Linked DNA regions of Homo sapiens: region 1 is linked to region 2. The links are chromatin loops, found by intact Hi-C in ENCODE. Cell type or tissue: heart right ventricle. All regions are shown on one strand.

Region 1 (8,000 bases), 270 kb after region 2:
TAGTTTTTAATGTTTTTACTGTAAACCTGGGTTTGCTGTAAACCATTAGTGATATCTAGAGATTTGATTAGATTTTAGGTTTTTTTTTTAGGTTTTTCTTTTTGGCCAAAAACTTCATAAGTGGCTTGTACTTCTTTCTGCATCCTCTCAGGAGGCACACAAGGCTGGTTGTCTTTTTCTTTTTCTTTCTTTCCTTTTTTTTTTTTTTGTCTGGCTCTGCTGCCTAGGCTGAGGTGCAGTGGCACAAGCATGGCTTACTGCAGCCTTGACCTCCTAGGTTCAAGGGATCCGCCCACCTCAGCCTCCTCAGCCGGAGTAGCTACCACTACACCTGGCTTATTTTTTAAGTTTTTTGTAGAGATTGGGTTTTGCCATGTTGCCCAGGCTGGTCTGGAACTCCTGAGCTCAAGCAATCTGCCTGCCTCGGCCTCCCAAAATGCTGGGATTACAGGTGTGAGCCACTGTGCCTGGCCTGGTTGTCTTTTATACATTAAGACTCATCAGTGGGTTCGTATGTTGTCAGCTGATTCATTCAACAGAAAGTTCCCCTGTCAGCTTTTCACCTGCTGATTTTAGCAGTTATTAATGATCACTCATTGCCTAAATCCATCATTCAGAGGGGTGGTAAAGTAGCGATATTCTACATCTATCATGCCTTCTACATTTATTAGCTGGAATTTGTCTAAAAAGGACTTTCCCATATCAACTGTTTAGTTACTCTTATGTACAATTCATGTAGAAAAGACAGGATAAATGCTTGTATCTTTTTCTTTATTAATTTTCAGATGAGTTGGTTTAGCTTTCTCCAAATGTAATCAAGAGCCTTAAAGAGATTGAAACTCTTTAATGTGATTTGGCCTAGCCCAGCGCTAAATGTAGCCTAGTACTTAATATTGTTTTGTAATTCTTCTGGTTGATTTTTTTATTGATTGATTTCCAAAGAGAGGTGCCATTGGACCAGATCTTATAAAAATAACTTGGATAATCTGAGAGGTTCGTCATTCTTTTGTGAGTGTGTGTGTGTACAAATATTATATGCATATATATTTCAAATATATCTTAAACTTTTATCTGTAAGACTTTACCTAATTCATACTACCAGTTTCTATGCTTCCTTAAGATTTTGAGTGTATCTTGGATAAAAGAAAAAAACCTCTTCCGTATGGAAGCCATAATATAGCATTGGGACAACTACCAGAAATGCCCTGGGAATCAAATATCGAAATAGTTGGATCAAGGCTGCCACCAGGGGCTGAAAGGTAATTTATTTCTTAGTTTTAGATTGTATTAATATCTAAATGTTAAATTTGGTGTACTATACTGAAGTCAGTGATCAAGGATTGAAGGTAGTGGAATCTGTTCCTCATATGTCATGCATTCCACCTTTGTAACTTTGCTTTTCCTCTCCTTTCTGCTTTAATGTTCTCCCTTCTTCTGTCCAAAGCCTAGCAATCTCCCTAACTAAAGTGCTAAAAGAATTGTCCTCCACTGGAAGTAAAATAGTATCTTCTTTTGCGCTCCCATACCTCTCTACTTTTCTCATAGCACTTAGCCACTTCCTACACTGCATTACAGTAACTTACTATACATCATGTGTTCTCTGTTAGACTATAAGCTGTGTTGCTTCATATTTGTACCCCTCACAGTGGTTTACATGTAGTAGGCATGTGTAAATATATATTGGACCAAAAAAATGGATGAAAGCAGACAAATATTTACAATAATTTTGTGTAACTAAATAGGTTTGTCATCAATTACTAATTTCTTAGTAGAAACATAACTTGATATACTCATTTATATTCATTGGCTTTTGTTAGTTTATAAAGATGCAATCTTGTTTCTGAAAAGCTTGTAATTATTCAGTTTCTTATTCTGATTTTAGGAGTAAATATTTTTTTATTTTATGTAGGATTGCTTTGGAATTTTTGGATTCAAAAGCACTTTGTAGAAATATCCCTCACATGAAAGGAAAATCTGCTATGAAAAAACGACATTTGGAAATTCTGGGGTATCGTGTAATTCAGGTATGAAATACTCATGTAATTCAGCCTCTAAAAAGCCCAGAGACACTAGCTGTACATGTGCTTCCTTTTAATGTGAAAGTTCCAGAATTACCTTTTTAAATATATTTTTTAAAATGTATCACTCAAACAGGCCAGATACAATAGCTCATGCCTGTAGCTACTTGGGTGGCTGAGGTGGGAGGATTGCTTGATCCTAGGAGATTGAGGCTGCAGTGAGCCGTGATCATCCCACTGCACTCCAGCCTGGGTGACAGAGCAAGACCCTGTCTCATAAAAATAAATAAATAAAAGTTGTCATTTATTTTATTGTCTTTAGAATATCCATATCTTATGATTTCTATATCTTACAAAGGAGAGAGGCACTGTAGAGATGGATAGAGTTATCAGAGGAAACAACTAGGTATGAATATAGAAGACTATGTAGGAAAAAATGTCCATCATTGGTATTGTAGGAAAAGGAGGATGAAAGGAGCAGAAAAAAGTATTCTAGGCAATGTCAGAAGGACCCACTTGGCTTCCAGTAGAGGTTCACAGGCTATCCTTATGTAAACTAATTTCATAGGATTCCTACAGCTTTGATCAGTAGTGCTTATATGTCTTCCTCAATGTTTTTTGTTGTTGCTTTAAAACTTTCATTCAAACAACATTACTTATTTTCAGATTTCCCAGTTTGAATGGAACTCTATGGCACTGTCAACAAAGGATGCTCGGATGGACTACCTGAGAGAATGTATATTTGGAGAAGTCAAGTCATGTTTGTAGTTTTTATTTAAAATGAATGTTATCGTGTGTTACATTTGGACCTATTTTAATAAAGTGGCCTGTCTCAATTAAAAAATAGGTACAAATGTCCTAAGGTGGGAACATGCCTGGCATGTTTGAGAATAACAAAGGATCCAGTGTGGCTGGAGCAGAACAAGTGGGGAGTGGGGTGGGAGTGTATAAGAGAAAAGATAAGAGATAACAGAGTCAAATACAACCTCTTGGCTACTCTGAGCGAGATGAGAAGCCATTGGGGGCTTTTCAAGTAAGGAATGATATGAATTCACATTTTAACTGCGTTACTTTGGCTACCTTGTTGAGATAAGAAAAGACTACGATGAGGCAAATGTGTAAGAAAGAAAACTCTTTACGAGGTCATTGCAATAATCCAGACAACAATGGATGGTGGCTTGGAGAGAGTGGTAGCAGTGGAGGTAATAAGAAGTAGTCAGATTTTTTGGATGTATGTTGAAGATAAAGGCAACAGAATTTGCTCACTGATTGGATATGAGGTATGAGACAAATAGGAGTCAAGGATAATTCTAAGTTTTTGTCCTAAGCAACTAAGAGGATGTCATTAGCATTAACTAAGATGGGGATAGTCTATAGGAAGAGCAAGATGGGGGGCAGGTGGTGGGGGTTGATCACAAGTTTGTTTTAGATATGTTGAGTTTGTGATGTCTTTTAAACATCTAAGTGGATATATCAAATAGAGAATTCAGTAAATGAGCTTGGAGGTCAGGGAAGAGGTCCAGGCCCCAGATATAAATGTATAAATGTCAGCAGTATTCAATGCCATGAGAGTAGATGAAATCGCTTAAAATGAGATTAGAGAAGAGTGTGAATGGAGGAGAGGTCTGAGGACTGAGTTTTCAAGTGCCCCAACATTAAAAGATTAAGAGGAAGAGGAGGAATCAGGAAAGGAGACTGAGCAGGGATGGCCAATGAGGTAGGAGGAAGGAAGGTAAGTAATACTTCCTAGAAGCCAAGTGGATAAAGCATTTCAAGGGGGAGGTGAGTAGTTGTATCAGATGCTGCTGATAGGTCAGGAAAGATGACAAATGGGAAATGGCTATTAAATTTAGCAACATGAAAATCATTAGTACTTTGAAAATAGTCGTTTTGAAGTGGTGCATGTGAAAGCCTGACTGGTTCAAGAGAAAATGGGAGGAGATACATTTTCTCCTAAATGGAAGCAAAGAAATGGGGTAGTAGCTGAGTGGACCATCTTGACCTGGTGTAATCCTACACATTGAGGGAATAATGGCTTCTCCCTGTCTTACAACACATTTATTCAATAAAATGGTTACTAAGGGCCTACTGTGTGATATAATCCCCAACCCTTCCTCTAAGAGTGATGGTTTTGTGCTCAGCAGGCCACAGCCTAACTACTCTCAGTTACGCCACCTGGTGGTGGTGGAGGTAATTGACCATCTGAACCGTGGCTATCTTCTGACTCCATGACCTTCTCAATTCATACTATCTCAAAATAAGTTGGTAGCTGGAGTGCCTTCAATCATAAGCATAGCTTTAAAATTTGTGTCTTGCATGTAAATTGCTTCACTGATGTTTGGCTTAGGCTTAGTTGAAGTACATGTTTAAAATATCCAATGACTTTGCATGATTTGAACTCCAATACTTAATGATTTTGTGGAATATTAACTTCACAAAACGTTTTGTGAAAAACAAAATCAGAATAGTAAGTGAAAGATTTCTCATTGTCTCTTCCTCTTTCTGAATTTCCTCATAGTCATATTAGTGGAAATGCTAAATTCAGTGTTTAATTTCCATGAAATGTGTTCCATTTCTCAAGCAAGTGATAACAAGAACTAGACCATTGAATAGGTTAAAATATTTTACTATGCAACTTTAGAATAAAATGATTAGGCTGATGAGGGTTATAAAGGGTTTCCTTTGGATATAAATCATTAAAAATTTAGTCATTATATACTTGTGGTACATGGAAATCTTGATTGAATAACCCTGGTATACTTTCACTAGTTGTTACACATGATCTAACTTTTTACCTGTCACATCTCCTACTCTCTCTAGGCCAGCAGTCCCTAACCTTTTTGCGGAAGACAGTTCTTCCATGGACAGCAGTTGGGGGATGGTATGATTTCAGGATGAAACTGTTCCCCCTCAGATCATCAGGCATTAGTTAGAGTCTCATAAGGAGCATGCAACTTAGTTCCCTCGCATGTACAGTTCACAATAGGGTTTGTCCCCCTATGAGAATCTAAGGTAGCTGCTGATCTGACAGGAGGTGGAGCTCAAGTGGTAATGCTCACTTGCCTGCCCACTGTTCACCTCTTGCTATGTGGCCCAGGTGGGGACCCTTGCTCTAGGCTATCTGATTCAAATGGTTTTCTTTATATAGATACTCTTATTTTTTGATTGATGATTTTTCTATCTAAATAACTTAGATTGTTATAAACAAAAGCATTTTTTATTGAGATATAAATCCCATACTATAAAATTCACCCTTTAAAAGTGTATAATTCAGTGGTTTTTAGTATATTTGTGCAACCATCACCCATATCTGATTCCAGAACATCATCATCCTCAAACCCTGGAAGAAGCATTATTTTTACAACTTAATTTTACATCTATGTAGATTGGCATTCTCTCCCTAAAATTAACCTCAATCCTGATTTTATAGTAAGTACTTCTTACAGTTTTATCACCCAGATGTACATTTCCGGACACCATTATCCCTGTGGCCCCCTCTTCCTCTACACTTTTGAGTCTGTCTTTATAAGTGCCCCTTCCTCTTCCTAACAGTTTATTTGTTGAAGAACCTGTAGGATTTTCCACTTTGGGAATTTCATGATTCTGTATTCATGCTATAATTTAAGAAAAGTATTTTTCAATATAGAAAAGTAATCAGGATTCTACTTTAAATACCCAAAATAAAACTTGTTTCTGTTAAATATATTTCTGTATTTATGGTAGAGAAAAAAAGGTGTATGGACACTTAGATCTGTTCTTTATGCAACTCCTTGACAAATAATCATGAATGTTCCAAATTAGTCCCAAGTCAGGTTTTTCAGAAAATAATATGGGTAAGGATAGAAGTCAAATATATGTCTATGAAAGCTATGTGAGACTCATAAGTTGGTGTGTGGCTAAAAGTGATGATTAATTGATGACTTGCACAGAGTTGAATGTGATGGTTATGAGCAGATTGAGGAGTCAACTTACTATATGCACTAAGAAGGAACAGTGAATGGAGGATATCACATCCCAGAAAATGAAATAATACAGTCACCTTCCTTGCTGTCAGAAATTTAGCAAATAGGTAGCCCTTTCATGGAGTGTAGCCAAAATTTAAACCAGTGAATACACTTCCTCCTCCACATCACCCACTGACCCCAACTGCTGTCCCAGCAGTTTAAAGAATCAATCCATTTCCTAAGGGTGCTCCCTCACCCTCCTGCCACAGATGCTGTAGTTAATGGCTTGAAGACTGTGATTTACTGGTTTTAAATTAAAATTTTAAAAATTTGATTTGGAAACCACAAATAATACGCCAGTGTCGCAAAAAGAATGGAGAGAAAAGGCCATTTGAATTTGACTACTTTTACTTACAAGAGACTTTTCCCCATCAAACGATTTCCCCATCCATTTATTACACTTCTGAAGTAGGATTTCTGAAGTCATCTTATGGCATGTAATTCTTAGTATAATGCACAGGATTCCTGTCATTTTGAAGCACGAGGAGAGGTTTTTGATATCTTAAACATTTTTTTAGTGTAGATGCACATATTCTCCACTTCCAATTGTAATAGAAAATCAGTTTAAGGATACCCTAATGATGCAAATGAAATGATTAGCAAACAACTCAAATTTAGGAGCCTTCTTTACAATCCATTGAGTGAAACAGATTCACAAAATAATTTGTTCAACTGAAGATTTAATTTATTATTAGAAAATGGTTTTAAACTCTGATCATTACATTGAAGAGTCAATGACTGAGGTTTTCTTACCTACTGCTCATCTCTTAGACAATAACTTCTTGAATAATTTCTACATGAGTGTCTGTACAAGCTTTTAAAAAACAGAATAAATTAAAGCCCCATTCACCAAACAAACCACCTCCCAATCTATTATGTTTTGTCACCTTGTTCACAGTTTAGACAGTTTGAAGAGATTTAAACGTGTTGCTAGGCAACTAGCTCCTGAAGCATAACGTATTTCCTTCAACATCCCAGCCCATTCTTTTTTATCATCTTCATACCTGATGGAGGAAAAAAAAAGTAATCAATAAGCAGCTTTAGTTCCATAGGTTTCCCTGTGTTCAGAATACAAATGTGGATCTTTGAAAAAACCCTAGTGGCTCTTACTCAGAAGAAGATGCACCTGCCTGGTAGAACAGAACTTAAATATCTCCCAAATATGCATTGTCTGGATGAGCATGTGCCTGAACTACTGCCACAGTATTTAATCTGGATGCCTAGGCAGTTCAGCATTCTCTGGGAATCAAAGACTGCAGAGAAGAGGAATAAATAGCTAAGCAGTTAAACATTCATTCACCTTTGAATTGATGAAGATGGCTGGTCTCTGAGTCAAAGTAAGCAGACTCTTGCTTAAGAGAAAGAACTGAGGAAGAGCAGGGACTATCGGTAGACTTAATTATGCCTTCAATTGTTCCTATACACTAGTGCCTAGCATGGCACCTGATACACAGCTGTCACTTTATGAAAATTTGTTCCCCTTCCCCTTTATTGTTCTGTTTGAGGACTACTCTTAGACTTTGCACTTGACTTAGGTAAGAACTGGTCTTCATCTCTGAATATTCAAGGTTATAAAGATACAGATAACTTGAATTCCCTTGTACGATGTGTGCTGAACATGTCTGCTCTGCCTGGTGCCTGGAATATTTTCTTTGTGTGGGAAGCTTCTAAATGCCGCCTTCTCTCTGAAACCTTTCTCACCTTCCTTAAGCACAGTTTGTTGCTTTCTCTTTCTCATATCATCCTTTATATGGTATTATAGCAATTATCACTCCATTTTAATTCCCCCCCCCATATCAATGTCCTCAAGCCTCAAAGGCATCTGAGGACAAATAATATATTAATATCTCTCCACAAATTGTCAAGACCTGGCACAAGACAACCCCAAATCAGCCAGGTGTGGTGGCTTACACCTGTGATCCCAGCACTTTGGGAGGCCGAGGGGGGCAGGTCACCTGAGATCAGGAGTTTGAGACCA
Region 2 (8,000 bases):
ACTGCACTCTGCACTCCAGCCTGGGAGACAAGAGTGAGACTCCATCACAAAAAATAAATAAATAAATAATGTACTGTAAACTAAAAAAAAAATCCAACCTCATTTCATTGTTAATCAAAGAAATACAATTTAAAGCAACGAGACAGCATTTTTCACCTAACAAACTGGCTAAGATTAGAAAGAAAACCAAGACTACCTAGTATTGACTTGAACACAGAGAACTAGCCATTCAGGTAGATGTAAACTGACAATTATCAGTGTTTTTTAAATGTGCATAATCCTTGAGCCAGTATGGCTCCTTCTAAGAATTTTCCTTGAAGAAATCAATAAACATGTTTACTAAGATTTATATATAAGAATATTTGTCAAAGAATGATTACAGCTAAAAAAATTAGAAACATCCTTCATATTAAAGAGGAGAATGAAAAGATTATTGATTACAAAACTTTTCTCCACAAAAATGCATCCTATATTTAGCGGGGGAAAGGGAAGGAAATAAAATTGTTAGAAATGTACCACTCTGGTGGGGGATGTTTTAAAAGGTGAAGGCACTATGCTTGTGTGGAGGCAGGGGATATATGGAAAATCTCTGTACCTTCTGCTCAATTTTGCTGTAAACCTAGAACTGTTGTAAAATATAAGGTCCACTAAAAAAATTAGTATGAGCATGAAGCAAAGTGTCAAAAGCTTTTAACCTTGATAACCTCAGAAGAGTAGGATTTGAGAGTTAGCAGGTTGTGGGAGAGATACAACCTTTTCTATATACATCTTAGTATTGTTCTAAGTATTAAACACAGAATGAATAATTTCTAATTTTTCTCCTCATAGTCATAAAGAAATTAATACCAAAAAAAGGAACATGAGACATTTTAAATGCAGAGACGTGCAGCTTAAAAAAAAAAAAAAAGCAGTTCTGAGAATTGCAGAAAAACCCCACACCAAACAATATGATCTGAGGGGTTCTTAGCAAGAACCTAAGTTTAGAGATAATTTCCCATGCAACCATTATCGATATTGTAAAGATTTTAAGGTTTTTTTCTTTTTGAGTTTAATTGAACAAAGAACGATTTGCAAATCAGGCAGCCTCCCCAGCCAGAGTATGCTCACGAAGACTCTCAAGTTTCTTCCCCTCGCCCCCTGAAACAGTGTCTCGCTCTGTCATCCAGGCTGGAGTGCAGTGGTATGATCACAGCCACTGCAGCCTCTACCTTCTGGGCTCCATCAATCCTCCCACCTCAGCTTCCCAAGTAGCTAGGACTACAGGTAAACTGCTAACACACTCAGCTAATTTTTAAAATTTTTTTGTAGAGATGGGGCCTCATCATGTTGCCCAGGCTGGTCTCTAACTCCTGGACTCAAGCCATCCTCCTGCATCAGTACTGCAAAGGTACTACGGATCACTTGAGGTATTACGTTAACATAAACATAATACCTAAATTTGAAAAAATGCTAAGAGGGTTTTGAAAACAGATACTATATTAAAGTTACTGGCTGGGCACAGTGGCTCACACCTGTAATCCCAGCACTTTGGGAGGCTGAGGTGGGCAGATCACCTGAGGTCTGGAGTTCGAGACCAGCCTGGCCAACATGGTGAAACCCTGTCGCTACTAAAAATACAAAAATTAGCCAGGTGTGGTGGCGTGCTCCTGTAGTCCCAGCTATTTGGGAGGCTGAGGCAGGAGAATCATTTGAACCCAGGAGGCAGAGGCTGCAGTGAGCCAATACTGTTGTAGTGAGCCAGGATAGTGCCACTGCACTCCAGCGTGGCCAACAGAGTGAGACTCCATCTCAAAAAAAAAAAAAAAAAAAAAAACTATATTAAAGTTACAATAGCTGAGAACTGACTGGGCAGAAAAAAACTAAGATCATCAAAAATATAGTGTTATTTAACAGGGAAGGTACTTTACCAAGGACTTTTATGTTACTTATGTGTCAGGAATTCTTCTAAGTACTTAACATTATATTCACTAATCCTCCAAACTACCTTATGAGGAGGGAACTACTATTATTCTCATTTTATATGAGACTATGAAGCTAAAATTTTATATGAGACTATGAAACTAAAATTTTAAAAAGATTAAGTAACTCTAGTTTATAGTGTTACCTTTTGAAATGTTTGTACATCTTAAGTTTCACAACCTGGCTCCACCAATATAAAACTGTATGCTATTATATGTTCATCTAAGAATCAAAGGCAAACCAAATGTTGAATATGTCCATGTACTAGAATTAAATGTTCTTTCTGTATTTTCTTTCAAGGAACTTGTTTTTGCAGTTTATAGCACAGGAATCATACCTCAATTTGATGACAGATTTTGGCCTCCAGGGCAGCCATCTTTTCATTATCACCATTTTCAGCCATTGCGGCTATCTGTAAAATTTCCCAAATTAGCATAAAGTTATTTTTTATATAAAACTCAAGAATAGAAAGATAATGTTTACAAAGTATTAATATCCCGTTTTCTTAAAAAATCAAGAATTTCTATTTTCACGGGTTCAGTTTCTTTACTCAGTTCTCAAATATCTCAACAAAGCAACACTTTGGAATAAGTGATGAAAAAATCTAAAAACTATAAAAAACTTGTCTTTCAGTAAATCACTACCCCATCTTCTATAACAAGAAACTGTTTATCTTCACTTAGCTGGTCAAGCAAGCTTTAGGGAAAAAAACTCCAATCACTTACCAACCATTTCCAGTTTTAAACAGATAACTATCTATCTGTATATTACCATGGCTCTCTGTGCATTTGTTTGGTATGGGTTCACCTCTTTTTTTTTTTTTTTTTTTGAGACGGAGTCTCGCTTTTGTTGCCCAGGCTGGAGTGCAATGGTGCGATCTCGGCTCACTGCAACCTCTGCCTCCCAGGTTCCAGCGATTCCGCCTTCGCCTCCTGAGTAGCTGGGATTACAGGCGCCCACCACCACGGCTGCGGCTGACTAATTTTTGTATTTTTAGTAGAGACGGGGTTTCACCATGTTGGTCAGACTGGTCTTGAACTCCTGACCTCTGGCGATCCACCCGCCTCGGCCTCCCAAAGTGCTGGGATTACAGGTGTGAGCCACCGCGCCCGGCCTCATTTCTTTTAAAATGTAGTCACAACTGACTTACCCAAACCTTGTTACCAAGTTAGACATCATAACTTTAAGGTGAAAAATGTTACAGTTCCTTAGATACTCTATGCTAAGGAACATACGAAAACAAAAATGGGAGAATGTGGTCATACTAACACAACATTAAACTGGGGAGTATGCCTACTAATTTACTAATACATTGGATAGCCAGTTTCCTGTTTCGTATTCCTGACATTAGCACTGCAATGAAAAAAGGAAGCTGTGCTATTAGTTTGCTAGAAATTACAAACCAAGTCTTCTACTTACAAAGTACTTGCCTCCAGGACTCTACTAAGCCACCCAGTCATCCCAACTGTACAAAAGTTATGTGAACAAATCATCGAGAATATTGCCATTAGTTGACTCTAGTTATGAACTGATGTAGGTACACTTCCTGGAAGCATCCCCTGACACACTGCAATTGCATTCGATACCATGGATACACATAGGAAGCACTTGCAACGGGGTACTGTGTGATCCACATCCCCCTAGAGAAATTACTCAATTTTATGCATTGTCTTGTCTATCACAATCTACACTCCTAAGTTACTACCGTGATCTAGGGCCCCCTACAAAGCAAACGATGAAATAAAATAACTATTTAGACCCTGCAAAACCTATTTGGCCTAATTTTGGAACTGCGTTTCATCAGATACTTTTCCAGAATGTACGACTGTAAATGAAATATTACCCACGTTTTCCCGTTTCACACTGAAACCTGATGTGAGCGATGAAGGCCCTAACAGACCAAAAGAGTGACGCTGGTGTACATCTGCGGCCCAAAGTTCTTTGGCCTCCAGTCAGTCCCATAGGCTCCACAGAACCCTCCGGCGTTTACCCCGTGCCCACCTCCCCAGAAACTTTACAGAGATGGCCACAAGCCTTCGGTGAGACTAGAAGGCGGTGGAGGTAAAAAAAAAAAAAAAAAAAAAAGACGCAATGGGGATGAGGGCAGCCACAGTCCCGTCTCTAAGCAACCGCGGAACTGCCTGGGCACCAGCCACGTGCGGGGAACCCCAGGATCCCGCATTCCTCGCGGGGGCAGCCTCGCCGCCGCCCGCGCCCCCTCGGCTCCGCCGCCTCCGGCTGCGGCCCACGCGGCGCTCGGCCTGAACGTGAGGAAGGCGAGGGGCGGACGGACGCCGCGAGAAGCAGTAAAGAACGGAAACGCGCAGTCGCGCACCAGCAAAGCGGACCCTTTTGTAGCTTCTCATTAGCCACCGAGAGTTACTCACCTTTAAGGTTCCGGCCCACAGAAGCCGCGCCACAGGCTCACAAACAGCAACAGCAACGACTCCACCTCCCAGCGCCGCCGGCCAGCCTAAAGCGCTCCAAGAAGATGGGGACCGTCCCGGCAGCTCTTGCGGCCTGGGTGGGCAGGGCCACGGACGAGGTGGAGCGGTCCCTGTGCTCTGAGCATGCGCGGCTGCCGGGGCCTCCCAGGGACCCTGGAGTCCCGCCCTCAATCCCAAACAGATTGGGTTAAAAAGTACTCCAGGTTGTAGGGGAATGGCTGCTAGTTTGTGTTAGTATAAACATTTATTTTTAAGTATTTCTGGACGGCGTCTGTACCCCAGCCCTTCCTTTGGCCCTCCATTCATGTGAAGTGCTTTGGGTTTTTTTTCAGATATTTTCCAAAAATGTGTGTGAATACACACACACATCGTGTTGTAGTAGTTCTCAAAAAAAAAAAAAGGACAAGTGAAATTTAAAAAAAAAATCAAAGATCCATGAAATCTTAGAGTTTTGAAAACAATACAGTACAGCGTGTAAAAACTGGGTGTCTGGAATCAGACTGCCTGCTTCAAATAATGGTCCTCCTGCTGTGAAACTGTGATCTTGGACAAGTTGTTCAACTTCTCTGTTCCTCAGGTATAAATAGGGCCGGTAATAAATACTACCTAGTTCATACAATTGCTGTGAGTATTCAACTTGATGCAATATTGTCAACCTAAAGGGAAAAACTGAGGCAAAATTAATATAAGTAGACAGTTTATTTGAGCCAAGTTTGAGGACTGCCACATGAGAGCATGGATTCAAATTGCCCTGAATATATGCTCTGATTAGCAGCACTTACAAGTAGCTTTTAAAGAAAAAAGAAGAGGCAGTTCCTAAATTGTTTACCGATAACTTACATTACAATAACAAGCTATTGATTGGCTATACATTCTTCTTTGTATCACAAATTCGAAGAACATGAAAATGGATGAAGCAGGTAGTAAGGGACAAAGTGACTTGAAACAATTGCCCCCCAAGCATGGCGACTGATATAGTTTGGTTCTGTGTCCCCACACAAATCTCATCTCGAATTGTAATCCCCATAATCCCCAAGTGTGGAGGGGAGGAACCACACACAGGGTGGGAGGTGACTGGATCATGGGGATGGTTTCCCCCATGCTGTTCTCCTGGTGGTTTTATAGGGCAGTTTTCCCTGCTCTTGCTCGCTCCCTCTCACCTGCCACTGTGTAAGACATGCCTCTTCCCCTTCCACCATGATTGTAAATTTCCTGAGGTCTCCCCAGACATGCGGAACTATGAGTCAATTAAACCTCTTTTCTTTATGAATTACCGAGTCTTGGGTATGTCTTTATTGCAGTATGAGAACTAACTAATACAGGGGTGTAGGGACATGACTGAAGTCCCAAACTCATATCTCTCTGTGCCTGATAAATTCCGCATACCTCACATAGTTCAAACTGCTCTGGGCTCTTTTTTCTTTTCTTAAGGCCAATGAGAAAAAACATATTTAACAGGGTTGTGCTCAGGTAGTTTAAATTCAAATTAATTAGATTATCTTTTATCCACTCAAAGAATATTTATCTACTCTCTATTTTATGCCAGACACAATTGAAACCTTAATTCTTGTTTTGATCAAGTCAGTGAGAATATATGTATTTAACAGAACAAATAATATCAGTGTCAGGGTACTCTCATTCATCCATTCAGCTAACTGTTTATTACATGCCTGTTAATGTCCTGGTATGGAGGCTTAACACTGGGAATAGAAAGAAGAGTCAGAATCTGCCTAGAGACAGAGCCACCTAAACAAATATAACTGCTTCTTCATGTCCCACAACATCTGGGCAGAACTGCAGTACAGCCTATTATCAGAAGTCACACCGGCAAAAAAAACATTTATTTCATGTTCTCATCAGGTCCCTGGTCCTTTGCTCTCCCTTTCTTGTCTTTTCTTTTTTATCTTTTTCTTTCTTCTTCTTTTTTTTTAGACAGTCTCCCTCTGTCGCCCAGGCTGGAGCGCAGTGGCACCACCTCGGCTCACTGCAACCTCTGCCTCCCAGGTTCAAGTGATTCTCCTGCCTCAGCCTCCTGAGTAGCTGGGATTACAGGCGCCCGCCACCATGCCTGGCTAATTTTTTTATTTTTAGTAGAGTCAGCGCTTCGCCATGTTGGCCAGGTTGGTCTCGAACTCCTGGCCTCAGGTGATCCACCCGCCTCAGCCTCCTAAAGTGCTGGGATTACAGGCATGAGCCACCATGTCCAACCCTTTTCTTATCTTTTCTTTTTCTCCCTCGTTCCCTTCCAGAAGCAGAGTTCCATGCAGACACACCCTCTGAGGAAAATGAATTCCTGGCGGCAGACCAGGAAGCTTCATGTTTCATTTACAGTACCTAGGAGAGGACTCTCTCTCATACTGGTATCCATCTCTCATAGCATAACTTTGTAAGTCAGTACACTAAAAGACCATCTTTCTGGGTATACACTTAGTACAATTACTTTGAGAACAAATTGATAATATCTATTAAAGTTTAAGATGTGCATAGCTGATGGTGCAGAAAGTCCACTCTAAAGAATATACTCCCAGCCTGGCCAACATGGTGAAACCCTGTTTCTACTAAAAATACAAAAATTAGCCAGGCATGGTGGTGCATGCCTGTAATCCCAGCTACTAGGGAGGCTGAAGCAGGAGAATTGCTTGAACCTGGGAGGTGGAGGTTGCAGAGAGTCAAGATCGCGCCATTGCACTCCAGCCTGGGCGACAAGAGTAAGACTCTGTCTCATTAAAAAAAAAAAGATTATACTCTAGAGCAATGTTCACATCTGTACACAAGAAAACATGTTCAAGCATATTCGGGCGGGGTGCAGTGGCTCATGCCTGTAATCCCAGCACTTTGGGAGGCTGAGGAGAGTAGATCACAAGGTCAAGAGTTTGAGACCAGCCTGGCCAACATGGTGAAACCCCGTCTCTACTAAAAATACGAAAATTAGCCAGGCATGGTGGCACGTGCCTGTAATCCCAGCTACTTGGGAGGCTGAGGCAGGAGACTTGCTTGAACCTGGGAGGCGGAGATTGCAGTGAGCCAAGATCATGCCACTGCACTCCAGCCTGGATGACAGAGCAAGACTCCGTCGCTAAAAAAAAAAAAAAAAAAAAAAGAATATTCATAGCAATATGGTTTGTAAATTTAGGGAACTGGAAATCAACTAAATGTTCACCACAAAAGAATGGGTAACTAAATTAAATTGTGATATAATTAAATAATGAAATTCTATACAGTGAGAAAAATAAACTAGATCTACATGAATTGACATTGATAAATTTCACAAACATAATGCTGAGTTTAAAAAGAGATTTCAGAAGAAATATAAGTAGCAACCCCCAGTCACTGTGACAATGAAAAATCCCACCTACATTTCGAAACAGCTTCTTAATTATGAGGCTGGTTACTGCTCCCAGCCTCATATTAAGAACATTTAGTCTAGGGTAATAGCATTGCTCTATTTTGAAGATTTGGTTTTGTTACTGAATTGGGCTTGTTCTGCCTGTTGCACAATATGCCCAATCACTGAGACATCAAATTTTGCTGCAGAGAAAGGGTTTATTCATGAAGCAGCCAAGTGAGGAGACAGGAGAACAGATCTCAAATCCA

Evidence for each region. Peaks named below come from ENCODE experiments on the same cell type or tissue, not always from the same donor. Only the 100,000 strongest peaks of a DNase experiment are listed, where the experiment ranks them.
Region 1: it touches region 2 in a loop (2.2-fold over the local background); 20 of 110 quality-filtered maps call a loop at or near these places.

The regions. Positions count from the first base shown.
Region 1 is chr2:169,524,611-169,532,610 of GRCh38, reverse strand. KLHL41 (kelch like family member 41) reads right to left here. Exons shown (of 6, transcript NM_006063.3): 6 at 6,353-7,026. The coding sequence ends at 6,915. FASTKD1 (FAST kinase domains 1) reads left to right here. Exons shown (of 15, transcript NM_024622.6): 13 at 1,121-1,259; 14 at 1,910-2,024; 15 at 2,685-4,103. The coding sequence ends at 2,786. Among named protein-coding and RNA genes, the nearest start is that of KLHL41, 19 kb to the right of the region's middle. In heart right ventricle, a CTCF peak has its summit at 4,194 (motif pointing left); a DNase peak (open chromatin) is centred at 4,190.
Region 2 is chr2:169,795,323-169,803,322 of GRCh38, reverse strand. It overlaps SSB (small RNA binding exonuclease protection factor La), which reads right to left and starts at 4,452. Exons shown (of 12, transcript NM_003142.5): 1 at 4,347-4,452; 2 at 2,297-2,371. The coding sequence starts at 2,362. LOC124907905 (a long non-coding RNA gene) reads right to left here. Exons shown (of 2, transcript XR_007087290.1): 2 at 7,930-8,000. RefSeq lists a silencer at 4,018-4,217 and an enhancer at 4,169-4,669. In heart right ventricle, no CTCF peak of the experiment used is centred here; a DNase peak (open chromatin) is centred at 4,452; H3K4me3 peaks cover 1,932 bases; H3K27ac peaks cover 1,515 bases.